Regions from separate parts of the Homo sapiens genome. Here region 2 is linked to region 1. Evidence: read pairs that join two places in POLR2A ChIA-PET (ENCODE). Cell type or tissue: HCT116. All regions are shown on one strand. Each heading gives the region's core, and the rest is flanking DNA. Links, peaks and the distances in the headings are about the cores only.

Region 1 (4,380 bases), core at 157-4,156:
GGGGTTTCGCCGTGTTGGCCAGGCTGGTCTTGACTTCAGGTGATCCAACTGTCTCAGCCTCCCAAAGTACTGGGATTACAGGCATGAGCTACCGTGCCTGGGTTCAAACGCTGATCTTAGGAGCAGTTTAGGAAGGGACAGAATCTTGTAGACTCCAGGTGCATGACTCCTAAACCATCATTTCTAATCTTGTGCCTAATGTTAGTCCTGCAAAGGCAATCTAGTCCCCAGGCAAGAAGGAGGTCTGCTTTGGGAAAGGGCTGTTACCATCTTTGTTTAAACTATAAACCAAATTTCTCTCAACGTTAGTTCAGCCTACGCCCAGGAATGAACAAGGACAGCTTGGAGGCTAGAAGCAAGATGGAGTTGGTTAAGTTAGATCTCTTGCACTGTCTCAGTCATAATTTTGCAAAGGCGGTTTCAGCAGGGGTCCTCCCATGCTGAGGAGGGGTAAGGGGACAGTCAGAAGCTGCTTGGGGAGGGACAGGCAAGCACCTGGATGTTTTGTGTTGGATGGAGAAGACACAGCCTACCACATGGGAATTGTCCCCCTGTTGAAAAAGCCAAACTCTGTAAAATATTTGAAGAGATTTGTTCTGAGCCAAATGTGAGGACCAAGACCAGGACATAGCCCAGGAGGTCCTGAGAACCTGTGCCCAAGGTGTTTGGATTACAGCTTGGTTTTCTGTGTTTTAGGGAGACATAAGAGGCATCAGCAACACACGTGAGGTATGCATTGGTTCAGTCCAGGAAGGTGGACAACTTGGAGGGTGGGAGTGTGGGGCAGTGGGGGCGTGGCTTACAGGTCACAGGTGAATTCAAAGATTTTCTGCTTGGCAATTGGTTGAAAGAGTTATATTATCGAAAAACCTGGAATCAGTAGAAAGGAGTGTCTGGGTCAAGGTAAGGGGTTGTGGAGACCAAGCTTCTAATAAAGTCTCCTGGGTGAGTGCCCTTAGAGACAGTAGATGGCAAGTGTTTCCTACTCAGATCCTTAAAATGTGCAAGACTCTCAGTTAATCTCTTCAGGATTGGGAGGGCCTAGAAGGAGGTAAAAACTTAGTTATGTTAATAGAGATTCTTTACAGATGCAAATTTCCCCACTCAGGCTGGAGGGCAGTGGGTGATTAGGGCTCACTGCAGCCTCCACCTCCCAGGCTCAAGCCATCCTCCTACCTCAGCCTCCCCGAGTAGCTGGGACTACAGACATGCTGGGACCACCATGTTGGCTATTTATTTTATTTTTTTTTATAGAGACAGGGTTTCACCATGTTGCCCAGGTTGGTCTTGAACTCCTGGGCTCAAGCGATCCTCTTGCCTCAGCCTCCCAAAGTGCTGAGATTACAGACATGAGTCATCACGCTTGACGGATTTCCTTCTTTATCTGTTTCTTTATCTGTCATGCGATGTTACGTTGGAGTCAGGTTGAAAAGTGAGCCACATTAGATCAGGTGAACTAAAACCCATCTGATGAGATTCTACGGTTTCTAGGGTGTGACTTCTGTAAACCAAAGGGTACCTGAGACAAGTCTTAATTTAGGAAGTTTCTTTTGCCAAGGTTAGGACACGCCTGTGACACAGCTTCAGGAGGTCCTGATGACATGTTTATTATACAAGGGGATCAGGGCACAGCTTGGTTTTATACACTTTAGGGAGACATGAGACATCAGTCAATATATGTAAGATGTACATTGGTTTGGTCTGGAAAGGTGGGACAATTCGAAGTGGGGAGGGGGCTTGCAGGTCACAGGTAGATTAACAGAAAAATGGTTGCATTCTTTTGAGTTTCTGATGAGCTTTTCCAAAGGAGGCAATCAGATATGCATTGATCTCAGTGAGCAGAGGATGACTGAGTTCGGTCTGTCCTTTGTCCACAAGGAATTTCCTTGTGGACAAATTGTGAGGGAGGTATGTAGCCTTTTTTTTTTTTTTTTTTTTTGAGGTGGAGTCTCACTCTGTCGCCCAGGCTGGAGTGCAGTGGCGCGATCTCGGCTCACTGCAAGCTCCGCCTCCTGGGTTCACACCATTCTCCTGCCTCAGCCTCCCGAGTAGCTGGGACTACAGGTGCCCGCCACCACGCCCAGCTAATTTTTTGTATTTTTAGTAGAGATGGGGTTCCACCATGTTAGCCAGGATGGTCTCGATCTCCTGACTTTGTGATCCACCCACCTCAGCCTCCTGAAGTGCTGGGATTACAGGCGTGAGCCACCGTGCCCGGCCATTTAGTTTTTTGTTTTTTTTTTTGTTTTAATCTTAGTAGCTTTTTTTTTTAAGGAATAGAGTGGGAGGCAGGTTTGCCCTAAGCAGTTCCCAGCTTGACTTTTCCCTTTAGCTTAGTGATTTTGGGATCCCAAGATTTATTTTCCTTTCACACTCCCTAGGCCCCTTAGGTAGGAATTTGGGCAAGAGAGAAAAAAGGTCAGAATTTAGTCCTCACCCCCGACCTGGTCCCAAAGACTTCAGCACCATAAATCTTCCCCAGGGACAGATGACTCAGCTCCACCCCGGCTGGCCAAGCTGCTGCTTCAAAGTGTGCCCTTCCAGCTTCAGGCACTGTGGCCCCAGATGCTCCCCACGGAGGCTCTGGAGGAACCCTGCCTACCATAATCAGGCTATGTGACCCTGGACCGCCCTTGAACCCTCTGGGCCTCAGCTTCTCCTGCTGTAAAAAGGGGACTTGCTCCCCTTTTTTGAGAGGCTCTAGTGGGACTTCGGATGTTAGCAGATTACCCAGGCCTTAGGAGATATTCAGCAAGTGCCACGCCCAAATCTAAAACCCCAGCCTCTGAGCTTCCCCAGGGGTGCAGCAGAGTGGGGCACTCGACACTTATCCTGTCTGTGGACGTCTCCCTTTTGTCTCCTCTCAGATCAGCTTGTGCCTGGACGGCCTGGAGGCCCAGGAAGTCAGAGCGGCTGGCCAAACGCTGCCTTTGTCACCCTCAACATCCTCAACAAATGCTTGTTTGAGTGGCTGATGTGCGAGCTGGGAGGGCTTTGTTTATTCCAGATCGTGCATTGAATAAATACGTCTTGAGCTAACACAGTGCCAGGCAGCGCGGGGCACAGAGAGGCTGAGGGGACAAGGCATGGCTCGGAGTCAGAACAGTCTCTGTCTGAACCCTGGCCCTGCCTCCTGACAGCTGTGAGTCACGCTTTGGTCAAACCTTTCCCCTTTTGTGCCTCAGTTTCCCCCTCTATAAAAAAGAGGACAGAACTGCAACCTCGTAGGAGTGCTGTCAGCATTAAATGAGGTGGAGTGTTCTGGGGGGCTTTGCGTGGGGCTTTCGGAGCTGGTTTATGGAATAGCCTGGAGTCTTTTGATTTTTCCTCCAGTCCCTGCCTGCCAGCTGTGCAAGGTCAAACTACTCTCCCTGTTCTTTGACTCACAGATTTTCCTATCATTTTCATTTTCTTTTCTTTTTTTTTTTTGAGACAGAGTCTCACTTTGTCACCCAGGCTGGAGTGCAGTGGTGCAATCTCGGCTCACTGTAACCTCTGTCTCTTGGGTTCAAGCGATTCTTGTGCCTCAGCCCTCCCAAGTAACTGGGATTACAGGTGTGTGCCACCATGCCCGGCTAATTTTTTTTTGTATTTTTAGTAGAGATGGGGTTTCCCCATGTTGGCCAGGCTGGTCTCGAACCCTTGACCTTAAGTGATCCACTGGCCTCGGCCTCCCAGAGTTCTGGGATTACAGGCGTGAGCCACTGCGCCCGGCCCCCATCATTTTCAAATGTAAAATGCTCAGGCCTGTGTATTGAAATGCTCTGGTCTCTTCTTCATTCTTCCCTTCTGCTTCTGTTTTAGCTCTTCCCGTGTGTTGGGGAAGGGAGGGTTGGCAACAAGTCAAGAGACCTGCCGGTTTGGTCCTGCCCTGGTCCTGGTCCTTTCTAGAGGGGCCATCTTCACCCCCATTCTTCCCTCCATTCCTGTCCCTGGGGAGGAGGGATGAACGGCTGGTCTTCCCTTCTTTTCTTCGCCCTTCCTTGTTTCGTAACCCACTTGCATCTCCCAGTATTTTCTCCGACTCCCCTCCTCGCAGCTGGGACGGGGAGACATTTGGTGGGGCAGGAAGCTGGGGGCGCAGCAAAGCTGGTTCCACGGCCCCCACAGGTGAGGGGACACCTGGCCTGGTGATCAGTCTCTGTGTCACGACGTGGGTAGAAGCTGGGGCCACAGGAGGCTTTCACTCGCTCCTCTTCTAACATCAGTACTATTGAATACTTGGGCAGAGAGGCATTTTCTTCTTGCTTTGTGCACTGTTGGTGTAAGGGGAGAGAGTGAAGGGAAGGAGAAAAGCCTCCAGTGTGGATAGCCCCTTTCATGAAGGCCTGCAGGCACCCCTCCATCTGAAGAGCCCTGTCCTGAGCTGGGGACTGGCGG
Region 2 (4,380 bases), core at 296-4,295, 81 kb before region 1:
CCTGCCCAGTGTTGTGTGTTCTCCCCTCCCCTGCACACACAGCAGGACAATCAGACCTTCTGAGCCAAGACTTTAGTGGCGGTTTATGATTTGGATGCTTTGGGAATGGGTGAGGCCAACAGTTTCCACTTCCCTGAGGGCAGCCGAGTTGTAAACCCGAAAAGATGTTCTGCACATCTGCCACAGCTGCCTGGCCAGGGAGCGCTGGGATACGCCTGGGAGGGTGTGTTCCCAGGGCTGGAGTCCTATTCTCTCCTGCCTTCGTCTATAAAAAGAATGATTTGCAGATGGGGAAACTGAGGCCCGGAGGAGTTAAGAACTTGCTATACACCTCCAAGTCAAACGGCATCTTGGCAAGAGAGGCAGGACCACAACTGAGAGTTTATCTTGGGCAAAGCTCTGCTCTGCTTCCTGCACCGGGGTCCTCGTCTTCTCGGGCTCTGTTGGGAATCTCACCTCCTCTGCTTCCTGGTTCCAGGATGGGCCTGAGGCATCTTTTAAGCCTTGGTGATGCTTACTTGTTGGCTTCAAGTTGTGATGGTAAAATAAATAAGCAAGAGGCTTGGGGAGCTCCAACCAGTCCTGCCGGCTGTTCCCAGATTCCCATTCAAAGCTGCGAAAGTGGCTTAAGTATTGTGAAGCCTGGAACTCTCACCTGGCGGGGGGGACAGGGGACAGGGGGCAGGTTAGGGGCTGAATGTGGCCTGGCTCCTGGCCTCTAGACACAGCTCTGTTTTCTTTGCCCTTGCCTTCTGAAGGCAAGCACGTCTCCTGACAGCAGAATTGTAGCTCTCGAACTCCCTCTGTGCCCATCCAGCCTTTACAGGTTGAGCAAACTTCCCCATGCTCAGGATTTGCATTCCTGGCCGCTACATTTCCAGAAAACTGAGCTAGAATTTCAGGAGCGTCTATTCAGAGTGGACGTCTGCAGCGAGCCTGGATCCCTGAGCATCCAGGACACAACCTGCTCCTAACCTGTCCCCTGTCCACCCAGGTGAGAGTTCCAGGCTTCACAGTACTTGAGCCACCTTTGTGGTTTTGAATGGCGACCTGGGAACAGCGGGCAGGACCGGTTGGAGCTCCCCAAGCCTCTTGCGTATTTATTTTACCATCACAACTTGAAGCCAATATTTAAGCATCACCAAGGCAACAGCCCAAATCTCCCGGCCCTTGGCCCCCATCCAGCCCCAAATGGTGGGGATGAGGGCGGGGTGGGGGGAGCAGGGAAAATGAGTCAACCGTCCCCCTGCCCTGCAACCACCTGGGAAAACAGTGACCCAAAAATCAAATCCCGGCTTCTCTTGCAAGGACATTGCTCGTTTTCCCGTGGTCCTACGACGGAGCGCTTTTAACACAGCAGAAGAGTCTCACAAGACCTCGGTGCTAATATTTTATTTTTGCGTTGTGGTTAGAGCCCACAGATTTTAAAAACTTCTTATTGAAGTTTGATATCCATGTACAAAGTGTACAAACCATAAGCATATACCCTTCACAAACTGCAATTTTTGCAAACAGAACACGCCCAGATCAAGGGTAGGCACACAGCCAACCCCCAGGAGTCCTCCTTACTCCCCAGTCCTTGTCACTGTACCCCCAAAGTGAGTGCCATTCTAACTTCTCATAGCACTGGTTGCTTGTTAGTTTATTTGTTTTCTGTTTCTTTTGTAACTTTTAAGTTCTGGGATACATGTGCAGGATGTATAGGTTTGTTACATAGGTAAGCGTGTGTCGTGTTCGTTTGCTGCACAGATCATCCCATCTCCTCACTGGCTACTTTTGCTTGTTTTTGTGCTTTATATAAATGGAATCATACACTCTGTTCTCTCCTGGGTTGAAGCCAGTGGGATTTTTAGGCTTGAGTTGCCCTCCTCACCTCCAGCTCCGGGGAGGAGAGAATAAAGGAAGTAGAAGGCACATTCTTATTTATTTATTTATTTGAGATGGAGTCTTGCTCAGCTGCCCAGGCTGGAGGGCAGTGGCACGATCTTGGCTCACAGCAACTTCTGCCTCCTGGGTTCAAGCGATTCTCCTGCTTCAGCCTCCGAAGTAGCTGGGATTACAGGTGCCTGCCTCCACACCCAGCTAATTTTTGTATTTTTAGTAGAGATGGGGTTTCACTGTGTTGGCCAGGCTGGTCTTGAACTCCTGATCTCAGGTGATCCGCCTGCCTCAGCCTCCCTAAGTGCTGGGATTACAAGCCAAGCCACTGCGCCCGGCCTGAAGGCACTTTCCCTGTGCCCGCAGGCCATGGTCTTAATTATTTTAAAGGGCCCAGCATCATTTTCCCATGTACCGTGTAACTGGGGTTTGTATCCGCCTGGCGTCAGTTTGGAGGATGGAGAGTAGTGCCGCATCACTAACAAGCTTGAGGCGGGTTGAGGGATCTCTGGAACCCTGGCCCCCAAAGCCTTCATTTCTCCTGGCAGGATGCTGGGGGCAGCTCCATAGTCTTTGCAGCCAGGGTATCCCTCCATTGCAGGGTGGGCTCCAGCCACTCCTTTTTTTTTTTTTTTTTTTTTTGAGATGGAGTCTCACTTTGTCCCCCAGGCTGGAGTGCAGTGGTGCAATCTTGGCTCACCGCAACCTCTGCCTCCCAGGTTCAAAGGATTCTCTTGCCTCAGCCTCCCGAGTAGCTGGGATTACAGGCACACACAACCATGCCCAGCTAATTTTTGTATTTTTAGTAGAGACGGGGTTTCACCATGTTGCCCAGGCTGGTCTTGAACTCCTGACCTCAGACAATTCACTGGCCTTGGCCTCCCAAAGTGTTGGTATTAGAGGCGTGAGCCACTGCACCTGGCCGGCCTGCCTGCCTGCCTGCCTGCCTGCCTTCCTTCCGTTCTTTTCTTTCTTTCTTTCCCTCCCTCCCTCCCTTCCTCCCTCTCTTTCTTCTTTCTTTCTTCTTTCTTTCTTTCCTTTCTTTCTTCCTTCCTTTCTTTCTTTCTTTCTTTCTTTCTTTTCTTTCTTTCTTCTTTCTTTCTTTCTTTCTTTCTTCTTTCTTCTTTCTCCTTCCTTCCTTCCTTCCTTCCTTCCTTCCTTCCTTCCTTCCTTTCTTTCCTTTCTCTCTGTCTCTCTCTCTCTTTCTTTCTTTGATGTTTTTGAGATGGAGTTTCGCTCTTATGGCCCAGGCTGGAGTGCAATGGTGCAATCTCGGCTCACTGCAACCTCTGCCTCTCAGGTTCAAGCAATTCTCCTGCCTCAGCCTGCCAAGTAGCTGGGATTACAGGTGAGCACCACCACACCTGGCTAATTTTATATATTTTTTAGTAGAGACATGGGGGGTTTCACTATGTTGGTCTGGCTGGTCTCAAACTCCTGACCTCAAGTGATCCAACCCACCCTGGCCTCCCAAAGTGCTGGGATTACAGGCATGAGTCACCACGCCCAGCCCCTATTTTTTATTTCTTTATTTTTTGAGACAGAGTCTCTCTCTATTGCCTAGGCTGGAGTGCAGTGGTGCAACTTTGGCTTACTGCAATCTCAGCCTCCTGGGTTCAAGTGACTCTCCTGTCTCAGCCTCCCAAGAAGCTGGGACTACAGGCATGCACCACCATGCCTGGCTAATTTTTGTATTTTTAGTAGAGATGGGATTTCACTGCGTTGGCCAGGCTGGCCTCGAACTCATGACCTCAAGTAATCCACCCACCTTGGCTTCCCAAAGTGTTGGGATTATAGGCGTGAGCCACCATGCCCGGCCTTTATTTCTTTTTTGAGATAAGGTCTCATTCTGTCGCCTAGGCTTGAGTGCAGTGGCGCAATCACAGCTCACCACAGCTTCAGCCTCCTGGGCTTAACTGATCCTCCCCTGCCTCAGCCTCCCGAGTAGCTGTGATTAAATGTGTGTGGCACCACACTTGCTAATATTTTGATTTTTTTGTAGAGATGGGGTCTTGGTATGTTGCCCAGGCTGGTCTTGAACTTCTGGGTTCAACTGATTCTCTTGCCTTGGCCTCCCAAAGTGCCAGGATTACACATGTGAGCCACTGCACCCATCCTGCATATGACATTTCAAAAAATATAAGGAGAACAAACATGACAAGGGGAAAAAATGTATCTAAACGTTTCTAACTGCTCTTGATTTCTTTCTTTTTTTTTTTTTTTTTGAGATGGAGTCTCATTCTGTCGCCCAGGCTGGAGTGCAGTGGCACGATCTCTGCTCACTACAACCGCAGCCTCCCAAGTTCAAGTGATTCTTCTGACTCAGCCTCCTGAGTAGCTGGGATTACAGGCAACTGCCACCATGCCCGGCTAGTTTTTTTTGTATTTTTAGTAGAGATAGGGTTTCACCATGTTGGCCAGGTTGGTCTAGAACTCCTGACCTAAGGTGATCCACCCGCCTCAGCCTCCCAAAGTGCTGGGATTACAGGTGTGAGCCACCGC

Evidence for each region. ChIA-PET counts read pairs that join two places held together with the same protein. Peaks named below come from ENCODE experiments on the same cell type or tissue, not always from the same donor. Only the 100,000 strongest peaks of a DNase experiment are listed, where the experiment ranks them.
Region 2: POLR2A ChIA-PET joins it to region 1 with 5 read pairs; 3 of 35 experiments call an interaction of 5 or more read pairs at or near these places.

Annotation. Positions count from the first base shown.
Region 1 is chr1:9,387,133-9,391,512 of GRCh38, reverse strand. No RefSeq gene overlaps it. Among named protein-coding and RNA genes, the nearest start is that of LINC02606, 40 kb to the left of the region's middle. In HCT116, for the core only: no CTCF peak of the experiment used is centred there; a DNase peak (open chromatin) is centred at 2,492; H3K4me3 peaks cover 621 bases.
Region 2 is chr1:9,468,738-9,473,117 of GRCh38, reverse strand. No RefSeq gene overlaps it. Among named protein-coding and RNA genes, the nearest start is that of LINC02606, 42 kb to the right of the region's middle. In HCT116, for the core only: no CTCF peak of the experiment used is centred there; no DNase peak of the experiment used is centred there.